Linked DNA regions of Mus musculus: region 1 is linked to region 2. The links are chromatin loops, found by intact Hi-C in ENCODE. Cell type or tissue: left cerebral cortex. All regions are shown on one strand. Links, peaks and the distances in the headings refer to the core of each region. The heading gives the core; the rest is flanking DNA.

Region 1 (5,384 bases), core at 193-5,192, 110 kb after region 2:
AACTTTCAGGTTTCTTATAAAGCGCAGAAATGACAGATGGTACACTATATTCCAAGTTTACTGTAGCAGCCGTTAAATTAGCTTACTTGAGCCTTTGCCCTGTCTCTGCCCTCCTATGGTCCTGGGATTGGTGCTCATATGTACCAAGCATATGTTTTACCTTTGAGCTATATTGCCAGGCCCTCCTTCTGTCCCTTTTGGTCTCGTTATTTATATCATTGTGGAAATTATAGAAAAATATGAAAAACCAAAACAAACAACCCAGACCTCACCCTGCAGACCCTTTGCATGACTGCTTCATCCCTGCTGAAGGCCTTGGAATCCACCTACCTTCAGCTCCTCCCAGGCGGTGTCATTTCTGCTGCAGAGAAGCAAGGTGCAGACAGTGGCCTCATTAGGAAGAAGATGAAAAAAATGTTTGGAGCCAAATCTTGCAGAGCACACATCTTTCACACTTCCATAAGTAGTAGAAACTATTGGGTTTAGAGAACCAATAGGCGTTGCTCCTATATTTGTAAAGTATAAAAAATATAAACTGTGTAAGCAAAGATGAGACCCTTAAAACAATATCAACAAACCAACAAACATTAATTCCTAGCTAGTATAAGGGACTCCACCAAGCTTATTAAAAATATGAAATATAGGATAAAAATGCATCTTCTTAGATCTCTGAAATTTACATTCTTCTATTTAAATATTATTTCTTCTCCTCCTCCTCTTCTTTTTGGCATGGCATTTTGCTATGTAGTCCTGTCTGGCCTGGAATTCACCATGTAGACCAAGATGAACATGCAATTATCCTCTTGTTTCAGCCTTTTGAATGCTGAAATTACAAATGTACATGTGGCCATCTTTGCTTGTTTGGGCTATTTTTGTTTATGGATTTTGTCATAGTTACTTTTCCATTGCTGTAAAAAAATCCTCCATCAAAAGCAAGTTAAGGGGGAAAGGGTTATTCTGGAGCACAGCTCCTGACAGAAGAGACGCTACAGAAGCAGGAGCTCAAAGCAGCCATTCCTGGAGTCAGGACAGCAAGACGCATGCGTGCATGCTAGTGCTCAGCTTACCTTCTCTGCTTTATACTGTCTCAGAACTCCTGCCAGGATTTAATGCTATTCACAGTGGGGTCAGGACTTTCCAGGTCAACAAAATTAGGCAGATTGGTATTGTTTATTCATTTAATTGTATGTGTATGTATGTGTTTGTGTGTGTTGCTAGGAATTAAACCCAGCCATGCCAATGTTAGGCAGATGCTCTGCCACTAAGCTACATGCCTAGTCTTACCTATCTGAACATCTGTTAAAAGCTATTTTGAATGTTCAGGAAAAGGCACATGAAAAAAAAATGAACATATTTTTAGGAAGTCCAGGATCCCCCTGTTTAAAAAAAAAAAAGAACCACATTAAGGACCTCATTACTTTTGAAAAAGGGTCAGAAAAGTCCTTTTTAAAAGAAGTCATTTGGCTCTCTTTAAGTCACTAACTCCCTTTTGCCTATGAGTTTTTCTTTTAATGTAAATAGGTATGCAAGTGCAAAAATAAAGAATATAACACTTAATTCACTATACTGTTCTTGATTCTTACATAGATCACAAATTAAAATATAAATAAAGGTGATTTCAATATTTGCAAAACCTCTAGAGGTAGTTAAGTTATATAAGGAATCTACATGGACTTCCGTAAGAAATAACACTTAACATTTGAATATCAAAACTATAACTTGTAGCAATTCACTTTTTTGGAGTGCAGATTTGTTTTGCCGAGAGTTAGTCCAGGCTGTCCTTGAACTTGTTATGTAGATGAGGACCGAGGATCTTGATAATCCTGTCTCTTCCTCACAAGTGCTGGAATTAGGTATGTGCTATCATGCCCAGATACCAGAAAATTTTAGGAATTGGAATTTTCATTTTGTGTTCTAGGTATCTGAGTTAAGTAACAATTTTGGACTAGTGTAGAAAACCAGTGCCTGCTTCCCATAGCACTGGTGCTACTGGAAAACATCCCACACCTTAATTTACAAATCCAGAATAGCCAATGTACTGGGTGAAGTAAGCTGCAAACAGTTAAACTAATGCAAATTAGTAGATAATTTAGATCATAAAAAATGAATTCCAAGTAACTATTTGCATGTTCTTAGTAACTTTCATTTTGGTGGTCACTAGGTTGACAATATCCAATGTTTGGCATACATGGTTTTTAGTGAACTTTAATTCAGTAGGTTGTAACTCACAAGGCAGGTGTGATAGCTTGTGGTCAGAACTTTATGACTAGCCCCAAAACACAGGTGGACCTTGCTCAGCAAAAGGCAACCACTGCAATCAAAATGAACGTAACTGATAATTTGAGCTTGTCAGTGCAGTTATGGGTACATTGATTTGAGAGGTGACTCATATGAGAAATTCAACTTATTTTTGTCCTAACCATGTATGTGTGCTTTGCCTGCTGAGTTTGTGATTGTTACTCACCAACTAATTTTAAAGGTCTGAGGGCCAGGCCTATTAGCATCCGTGTCAGTAAAGAGTGCCCTTTGATCTTAAGAACTCAGCTATAGATATTCTTGGTAAATGTCCAGCATAGATATATTTCTTGGAGTTATAATAAAAGTGGAGAAAATGAAGCATTCCAGCCAGAAAAACCATGTCCTGAATGTTAGAGGATTTAAAAGCTTTGTAAATTTAAGACCTTATACTTATGTTAGACCTTTCAACTGCCTATACAATATCTGAGGGTTAGATCACAACAGACTACACCTGAGGTTGGGAATGGCCACCGCCGTTCTAGTTTTTAGTAACTGGGCAATGGGATCTTTTCTAGAAACAACAGACATGCTTACAGATGATATAAATGCTGTAAAGTTGGTGGCTTCTAAAAATGTTCAAGGTATTAACAGTAACACAAACTAAACCTCTCTGCTCAGAAAGAGTGATGCATTAACTTTAATGGGCAAAAGCCAGGAGAGCCTTTTACCTGTCACTTTGCTTAGAGATTCCATCAGAGTCACCCCAACTCTGTCGATGGCCATAACGTGGCGCTCACTGAAGAACTGTTTCAAAGATGGGTGGATTACTTTTTGGCACAGGACAAGGTCTACATGATCAGTGACTAGTCGCCTTCCTAGATTAAGCAACTGCTCTAAAACTGCATTCTCAAGGGACACTTGGTAATGGGCCACCACCACTCCTTCTCCAGCATTAGAAAAATCTCCAGATAAAGATGTACAGAAGAGTGCCACCCTAAGGCCACTTGCCTTTTGAGTGGGTAATAACCTCCTTAATTGAACTTCTGATGCTTCAATGAGTAGTCCAGGTAATACAGTAGAATCTGTAACTCTTTGGCCCTTTAAGGGAACAATTATACTCTTCCCTAAAACCATTCGTTCTTCTGTACTTTCTGGAATTGTAAGTAAAAAAGCTTTCAAAATCAAAGCACCTATGTGATCTGTTTCCTTTCTGGTGAGCATACAGGCTGGTTTGCTTGTTAAGATACTGTGTACCAAGCTGAGGAAGGTATGTGTACTTCTGAAGTCAACTGGGATTCGACAACTACAGGCTTCAGACTTGAGATAACTGGTACAGAGACTCAAGAGGTATTTATTTAATTTAATAGCAGTTGCGGGTGTCAAATCTAGTCTTTGAATATTTTCAATCAAGTTGCAGCACAGAATGGCTGTGAATAAGCCGCAGTCACTGAAGCAGGACACGTGATTCTGCACGGATGACGTTAGGATCTTTAATACGGGATGGGTGACTGAAAGGTTTCGAAGCAGGGCTGAGGACTGTGAGGTTGTGTACACACAACCTCCCAATCCATTGTGTAGCTGCTTCAGCCTCCCTGAAGGGCCATAGCATGAGGCTATGACTCCTTTCAAGACAGAAAGTGTGGACCTGACTTTCTCACTTGTCAATGGTTCAGTTTTACACAACGATGGCTTCTTAGCTTCTAACCGAGACATCCTGCTTCAGGTGTAACTTGTGAAGGCAGCTTTAGTTTGTTCATATGGCTTTCATTTTATTGCACTGTCATGTGTTTGAACATTAAAGACTGGTCTCCAGGTATGAGTCTGCACATGCAGCATTACCAGCTACAAAATCAAGTGGTTTCAGACAATAACCAGCATAGATTAATTTAATGACATTAATAATCCAAAGTCTTTATTTTGCTTCATTCTTCAATATTCTTTTGTCTGCCTCTGGCCTCAGACCTCACAGACTCTTTTGCAACTCTCTGTATAAAGTATGTTCCAAGATGGACGCCTATGAAAGTCACCCCAGCCACAAGAAGCCAGTTCTTTCTAATCCAACTGGGGTTTTTCATTTCTTCTTTTATTATCAAGTTCAGATTCAAAGTTGCTTCTTTCTATAAGAAATTAAAAAAATTTAGAATAATTCCATAATACTTTATAGGTAGCAAATTTAGTAATTTTAATACTCTGCTCAATTTTAAGAAAGAGAATGTTAACTGTCACAAGCCTACTGGAAGTGAGAAAGGGAACCCAATGGACTTAATACTCCTTTGCTTCTAGAAGACAAATGGCACATTAGAAAACTGAGGCTTTTTCACCCTTACTGACTAGTGTTCACAGTAGTAGAAGGTACTCTGCACACTACCCTAAGAGAAAGAAACATCAACCCAGCTACGAACCCTTTGACCTCCAACAGTGACCTGTCTGCACTATTGCTGGTGCACTAGTGGTACAACCATGTGAGTAAGCAAACACTACGTGATTGGATTTTTAGGTCCATTTCATGAAACAGAACCCATGCCTGACACTGCCAAAGTGGTCAATAACCTGAAAATAGATACTTAACCTAGAGGAAACCCCAGTTATTCTGTTAAGAGATCATGGCAATAAAATGACTCCTATTATAGATTAGAATCTTGTTCAGCCGTCATCAGAGAAGCTTCTTCCTGTAGTAGATAAGGACTCAGAGTCTCACAAGAGGAAAATGTGCAGAGAATGAGAGACCTTGAAACACTCAATCCTAAATGGGAAATCTTCATCAAACCACAGGAACCACGTGGAAGGGGAGGTATAAAGAGTATAAAAGCTAGAGGTGATGGATGACTCCCAAGAAAACCATCTTCCAGACATAGTAGTATGGCACACACATAAACTCACAGCAACTGTGGCAGTTTGCCCAGCGCCTGTACAGGTCCAAAACAAAACGGTTTCCAGTGCTGAAAATTTCTTTATTTGGTGTAATTAAAAAAAAAAAATCATTGTTTAGCTTTGAAACTACGCTTGAATAGGAATGTATAAAGATAAAATCCTGTCTGTACATAACATGACAGCAAGATAGCTATGATGGTTAATTTTAACTGTTAGCTTGACACATTCTAGAGTCACTGTGATGGGAAACTCAATGGGGTAATTACTCAATTAGT
Region 2 (5,384 bases), core at 270-5,269:
CACAGCACTGTTTGAGCTCTCAGCACCTGTTTGCCTTGACCTAACATCCTTATTTATATCTGTATGCAAGATGACACATTGATGAAGGCAAGAACCGTGTTAACCAAGACATGTAGGAGGCCAAGAAAAATTTAAAAGGTTTAGGGAAACACTGTGTCCTTTCTCTTACACCTTATTCCTCTTACACGGGAGTTAAGTTTGATTCACAAACTGATTTAATGTGTTCCCAAAAGGAAACTAGCTAAACCAAGCAAACAAGCAAACAAAACCAAACAGTTGAGTGTGGCATGATTGTGCTTACAATCCATTACTTAGGATGCTAGACTACATACAGGGGAAGATCCTGTGTCAAAATGCAAACATACCAACTAGGAAGGGAAAAAGACAAGGAGAAAGGAATGTTCTCTCAAAAGTGAGTAAGCAGGACAGGAGAGAAGTCTCCTTGTATATAAAGATATTCAGATCATACCTGACTGCTTTGCTGTGCCCTCTGAGCTGGATAAACCCTGGAGTGTTTCCATTTACTTCTGAAAAGCATAGCAGAAGCATCAGAGACCTAGTCAGGGACAAGGTCTTCTTTAGTCTCACTAAAATGAGAAAAAATCTCTAATTTTCCCAATTCATGTTGTCCATGCTTTGGGTCACTAGTGAGCCTCCTTTAGGTTTTATGGTAACAATTCCCATAGCACATATGAATGTGGAATGGTTTTCAGATGATTGTTTATGCCTATAGACTAGAAATGTGCTGATCAGTTTTATCCTAAGCATGCCTGTACTTCTAGAGGCACAATTGTCAAAGCATGCATGAAAATATAGACCAAAAGAGGAATCGAGTTATAACTGGAGATCATCGTTAGATAGCCAAGACATTACATTGCACTTCTCCTTTAATGGTCTTTAAAAAGAAAAATAAAACTGACAAATCCCCTTCCATTAAACTTGCAGTTTCCCCAACTTGGTTTATGTAACCTGGCAACCTAGAACTGATGAATTTATATTAGTATCAAGCTGTATTTCAGATACACTGAGGTCAGCTTTCCTTGTAGCAATGGAGCAATGCCATTCTAGGTGTCAAATCATTGCCCCTCTTTCAAAAAGACACTCATTTTCCCTGTTCTCTGACCAGGTTTGTAGTGAGCAGGTCTCCATTGTAGACCCTGGGGAACCACGGCAGAATAACATGCCTTCCCTAGCTTTTGTAACAAGTCACTTATAAGTTTAAAAAATGAACAGAAATATTTTGGTGCCTACAGTATTGTTGTGCTGATGTTACTTTTTCTTTCCAGCTTCTATGAATTAGATAAAGAAAACAAAAACAGACCATCTTTGTCTGTATAGGCACTGCTTAGGGAAGAGCAGGAACTCATGGCTATGGCTACTCCTGCTTACTGTTCTCTTGTTGCCCCAAAGACAACAGTGCATTCTATTTTCTCCTTTTATCTGGTTGGAGATACTTAAAAACCAAAAGATACTGTTACTTTGAAATTGAAGCAGATATTCTGTCTAGACACATTGAATGGGAACCCCTTAAACATAAATTAACACCTGGTTTTTCTTTCTCTTGGGTTTCACTGGTATCTGAATCAATACGCTGTGCTGTTTCCTGGGATGTGCAAAATCAAACAGACCTTCTGATCCCATCTCATCCCGTCTGAACTGCAAACTATTTTGAGTATCGTTCTTGTTCATTTCCTTCCACCCATGTCTACTTAGGGAAGCAGCAGCCGTCTACAGCAATGCATCCTCCTGGACAATGCATTGTAATCTCAATCTTCTCTCTCTCTCTCTCTCTCTCTCTCTCTCTCTCTCTCTCTCTCTCTCTCTCTCTCTCTCTCTCTTTCTCTCTCTCTCTCTAATTCTGTTTCACATAGTCATTTCTCATGTTCTGTTGGAAACCCCCAAAAAATTCATTCCACACTATCATCCCTTTGTCCTAACCAGAACAACTCGATCGTGTCGAAGAAGGCATGAACCATATCAACCAAGACATGAAGGAGGCCGAGAAAAATTTAAAAGATTTAGGCAAATGCTGTGGCCTTTTCATATGTCCTTGTAACAAGTAGGTACTGGGTACCAGCTCTAATCTGTGGCGTCCAGTTTTCTTCCTTTCTTTCTTTTTCTTTCTTCCTTCCTTCCTTTTTTTTTTTGTTTTTCTTTTTTAATGTCAAAGTGAATGTCTGAAGTTTTGTCTTTTTTTTCTTTGTCCTTTTCCATCTGCTTCATTCTGTGGGGATAAAATACTTGTGTTTAATCAGAACAACTGGAACGCATTGAGGAAGGGATGGACCAAATCAATAAGGACATGAAAGAAGCAGAAAAGAATTTGACGGACCTAGGAAAATTCTGCGGGCTTTGTGTGTGTCCCTGTAACAAGTAGGTGCTGCCTGCCTGCCTGAAGCTTTGGTTTTCCCAAGGCTCATCTCCAAGCCTTGACTAGCTCATTCCTGCAGGCTCATAGGCAGGATGAGCATGTGGCATGCAGAACAGATCAATACCGTCTCCAATGCATTCATCTCATAGCATAGACAATATTAGTGAGAGTTACTGTTGATGCATTAAAAATCAGGCATACTCCAGTGAAAGCCTCACTGTCAGCAATTTTTATTGATTAACGTTTCAACATTTTCCAGTAAGTGTACTTTGAGACAGCGGCACTCAGGGCATGTTATTTTCCTCCATCTCAAGAACAAAATTGGAGATTTAGAAAAGATTTTGGATAAGTGTGGGGGATTTGAAACACATGTATCAAGGTTTGATTTTTTTTTTCAGAAGTAAAAAATCATGAGCTAATTTCACCCAAGTAAGCCTCTGCAAGTCAGAGAGTATGGCAGATACCCTCTTGCCTGCCAATCAGCTCCTGCATTTGATCATGAGATGCTACAGCCTCACCCAATGCAGGCATCCTCTTCAGTCAGAGATGCTAGTGTCTGTCTCCAATTTGACGCACGCCCTCCAACTCTTCCTCTTGGAAGATCTACCCGTACACTGGCTGAAATGTTGAAATGTGTAGATTTTGCATGCACGACATCACAAAACATTTTAACTGTTCTCAAGGTTCGCAATGCTTTTTTCGGAATGTAGCAGAAATGTGACATGTGGTTATAAAATTTTGCAACAGAAAGAACCCAAAACGCAGGGGTTCTAGAAGATAGTCTCATTTGGCTAGCAGTAGGGGGGAAATGCATGAGTGGATTGCCCAACATGCATTTGGAAAATTAAAGTTACCTGATCTCCCTCACCCCTCCCCCTTTCCCTCTTACAAAGAAACCTTTTACCCAAAAGCTCTCCTGATCCTAGCTTTTAGACTAGAAATTGATGTGATTTTTTTAGCAGATTATATGACCATTCGCACCCTTTAAACTTTGAGGCTGATTTGAAATATCCCACTTCCTGTTTAGGAGGGGGAGGGGCTCATCTTACCAATAAATAAAAAGCATGCTTAAAAAAAAAAAGTTGTGAAGTAAAGCCTGACTAACTGGAATCTAGCTGGAACCCACATCTGCCTCCTTTCTGGTTTTAGCCAAAGGGGGTGGGTGAGGCTAACAGGAAGCAGTCGCTCAGATTTGAAATGCTTTGTTGCCTAGGACATTTCAGTGTCTCAGATAGTCTCTATTCTATTCTATAATAATTACATAAGAATAAATAAATAAATAAATGATAACTTAGAGTTAATTTTAAAAGGTCATCAGACACATCATCTTTATAAGCTGTTACTGTGAAAAGATTTGATGGTGCCCATCCCTAAGGACTTCTGAGCTGAAAATTAGCTCAAGAATTTGAGAAAGATGTTTACCAATTACCTTTAAAGCAAATTTCCCCCCAGAACCTCCTAATCACTACCAAAGGTATAGAAATCTCCAAAATATTTTATTGTCAAACATTCCAGTTAGTCAAGATTTGAAAATATGCCCTTTTTAGAGCCAATTTACCCCACATTTGGAGTGAATTCTACCAGATACATCCCCTTAATCCTTCATCAATTGTGTGAGAAGAGTGGAGGTAGGGCTCTTTGAGGTGGATCATTGGGTTCTGAAGAAACATGACCCCCTAAATCCATATATAAGTGGTCCCTAATTCCTTCATTCGAAAGAGACCCTAATTGAGCTTCAAAGCTTGAGTGAAGTGTCCCCTAATGTGTGTAAACAATGCTTTAAAAACCATGTGTCACAACGCAGTGGCTGGTGGTGCCCTGGACTCTCTGGGGGCTTTGCCCTGTCTCGGCATGTTTCAAAGGACTATGATAGCTGTTCGGCCGTGATGTGAGTCTGTGCAGCGTTGTGGGTGCAGTGGTTTGCCTTCTCTTTGGAAACGCATATTTCCCTTCCCTTTGACTTTGCCAAAGATGGAATGCCAGACATTTTACATAGCAGAAAACATCACAAAGTCCAAACAAACAGCTTCTTGGAACCAAAAAGAGAGGGAATGGGGAGGAGGGATGAAGAGGCAAACTCTTAATTATGAAAACTTGTTTGATGACCTTGTATTGAATGGGCCCATGGCCCTTTGGTACAGTAAGTTGTGACTTCTCAAAGGGCTAATAGTAAATTGTGGAAGCTGCTGAAATTCCATTGGTGCATTTCCCAGTTTGTCACCATGGTTTCTTGGTCCTCAGACTGCAAGGATTAAAGCCAGTTTAAGAGATGGCTTTGAAACACAGAAAAAGTGGGGGAAAGTAGTATATAATCTTGTTGTCTTAGAATAAAAACTGCGAAATGAGACCGAAGGATGTATGTTGTTCTTGGACTCAATAGCATGTGGTTTCTACTATGCAAAGAACCTAGAAACATCTTTGATTGCCTTAAATTACAACACACCCACCAAAATATGCTCTATATGTTTCTATTGGGCACAACAGGTATGCCTGGATTTTAAGTTTTGTTCCAAGGCAGGTCAGTGAAATGTAGCCCATGGAGACCACACTAGTTCCAAACCACTCTCCCTTGTGATAACCCAGAATAGTTTAAAGTAGGAATCTGTTTGCACACTACCCTGCCCTTTGGCCCAACCAAGAAGCTACTGAACTGCGTTTCAAATCCTCACGAAGGCTATTACTGTCCTGCTAGTGCCTATTTCGAGAATGGTCAACTTCTGGAGTAGTTTGGCTTAAATGAGAATGCTTCACTTTCTACTCATGCCTGTAGCTGGTGCATGAAGAAGACACAGGGTGGGGTGGGGTGGGGTTCCTCTTTGGTGCTAGATGGCTTGTTCTCTCTTCTATTTTCCTGCATTCATTTCACAATGCTTCTTTTACTTTTTGTCTCTGTGGACAAAGGTTTGTACATCAACCCTGGATGTATGGTGACTGTTTGGAAGTACCGATATATTATCAATTTCAAACCACTCTAGAAGCAACCCAAAGACCATCACCCTTGGCCAACCACCAA

What was found. Hi-C counts contacts between places; a loop is a spot of excess contacts. Peaks named below come from ENCODE experiments on the same cell type or tissue, not always from the same donor. Only the 100,000 strongest peaks of a DNase experiment are listed, where the experiment ranks them.
Region 1: it touches region 2 in a loop (2.8-fold over the local background); 4 of 42 quality-filtered maps call a loop at or near these places.

The regions. Positions count from the first base shown.
Region 1 is chr2:136,877,285-136,882,668 of GRCm38, forward strand. It overlaps Mkks (McKusick-Kaufman syndrome), which reads right to left. Exons shown (of 6, transcript NM_021527.2): 3 at 2,967-4,355; 4 at 331-506. The coding sequence starts at 3,951. Among named protein-coding and RNA genes, the nearest start is that of Mkks, 11 kb to the right of the region's middle. In left cerebral cortex, for the core only: no CTCF peak of the experiment used is centred there; a DNase peak (open chromatin) is centred at 3,027.
Region 2 is chr2:136,767,802-136,773,185 of GRCm38, forward strand. It overlaps Snap25 (synaptosomal-associated protein 25), which reads left to right. Exons shown (of 8, transcript NM_011428.3): 5 at 2,256-2,373. Among named protein-coding and RNA genes, the nearest start is that of Gm39943, 35 kb to the right of the region's middle. In left cerebral cortex, for the core only: no CTCF peak of the experiment used is centred there; a DNase peak (open chromatin) is centred at 3,013; H3K27ac peaks cover 487 bases.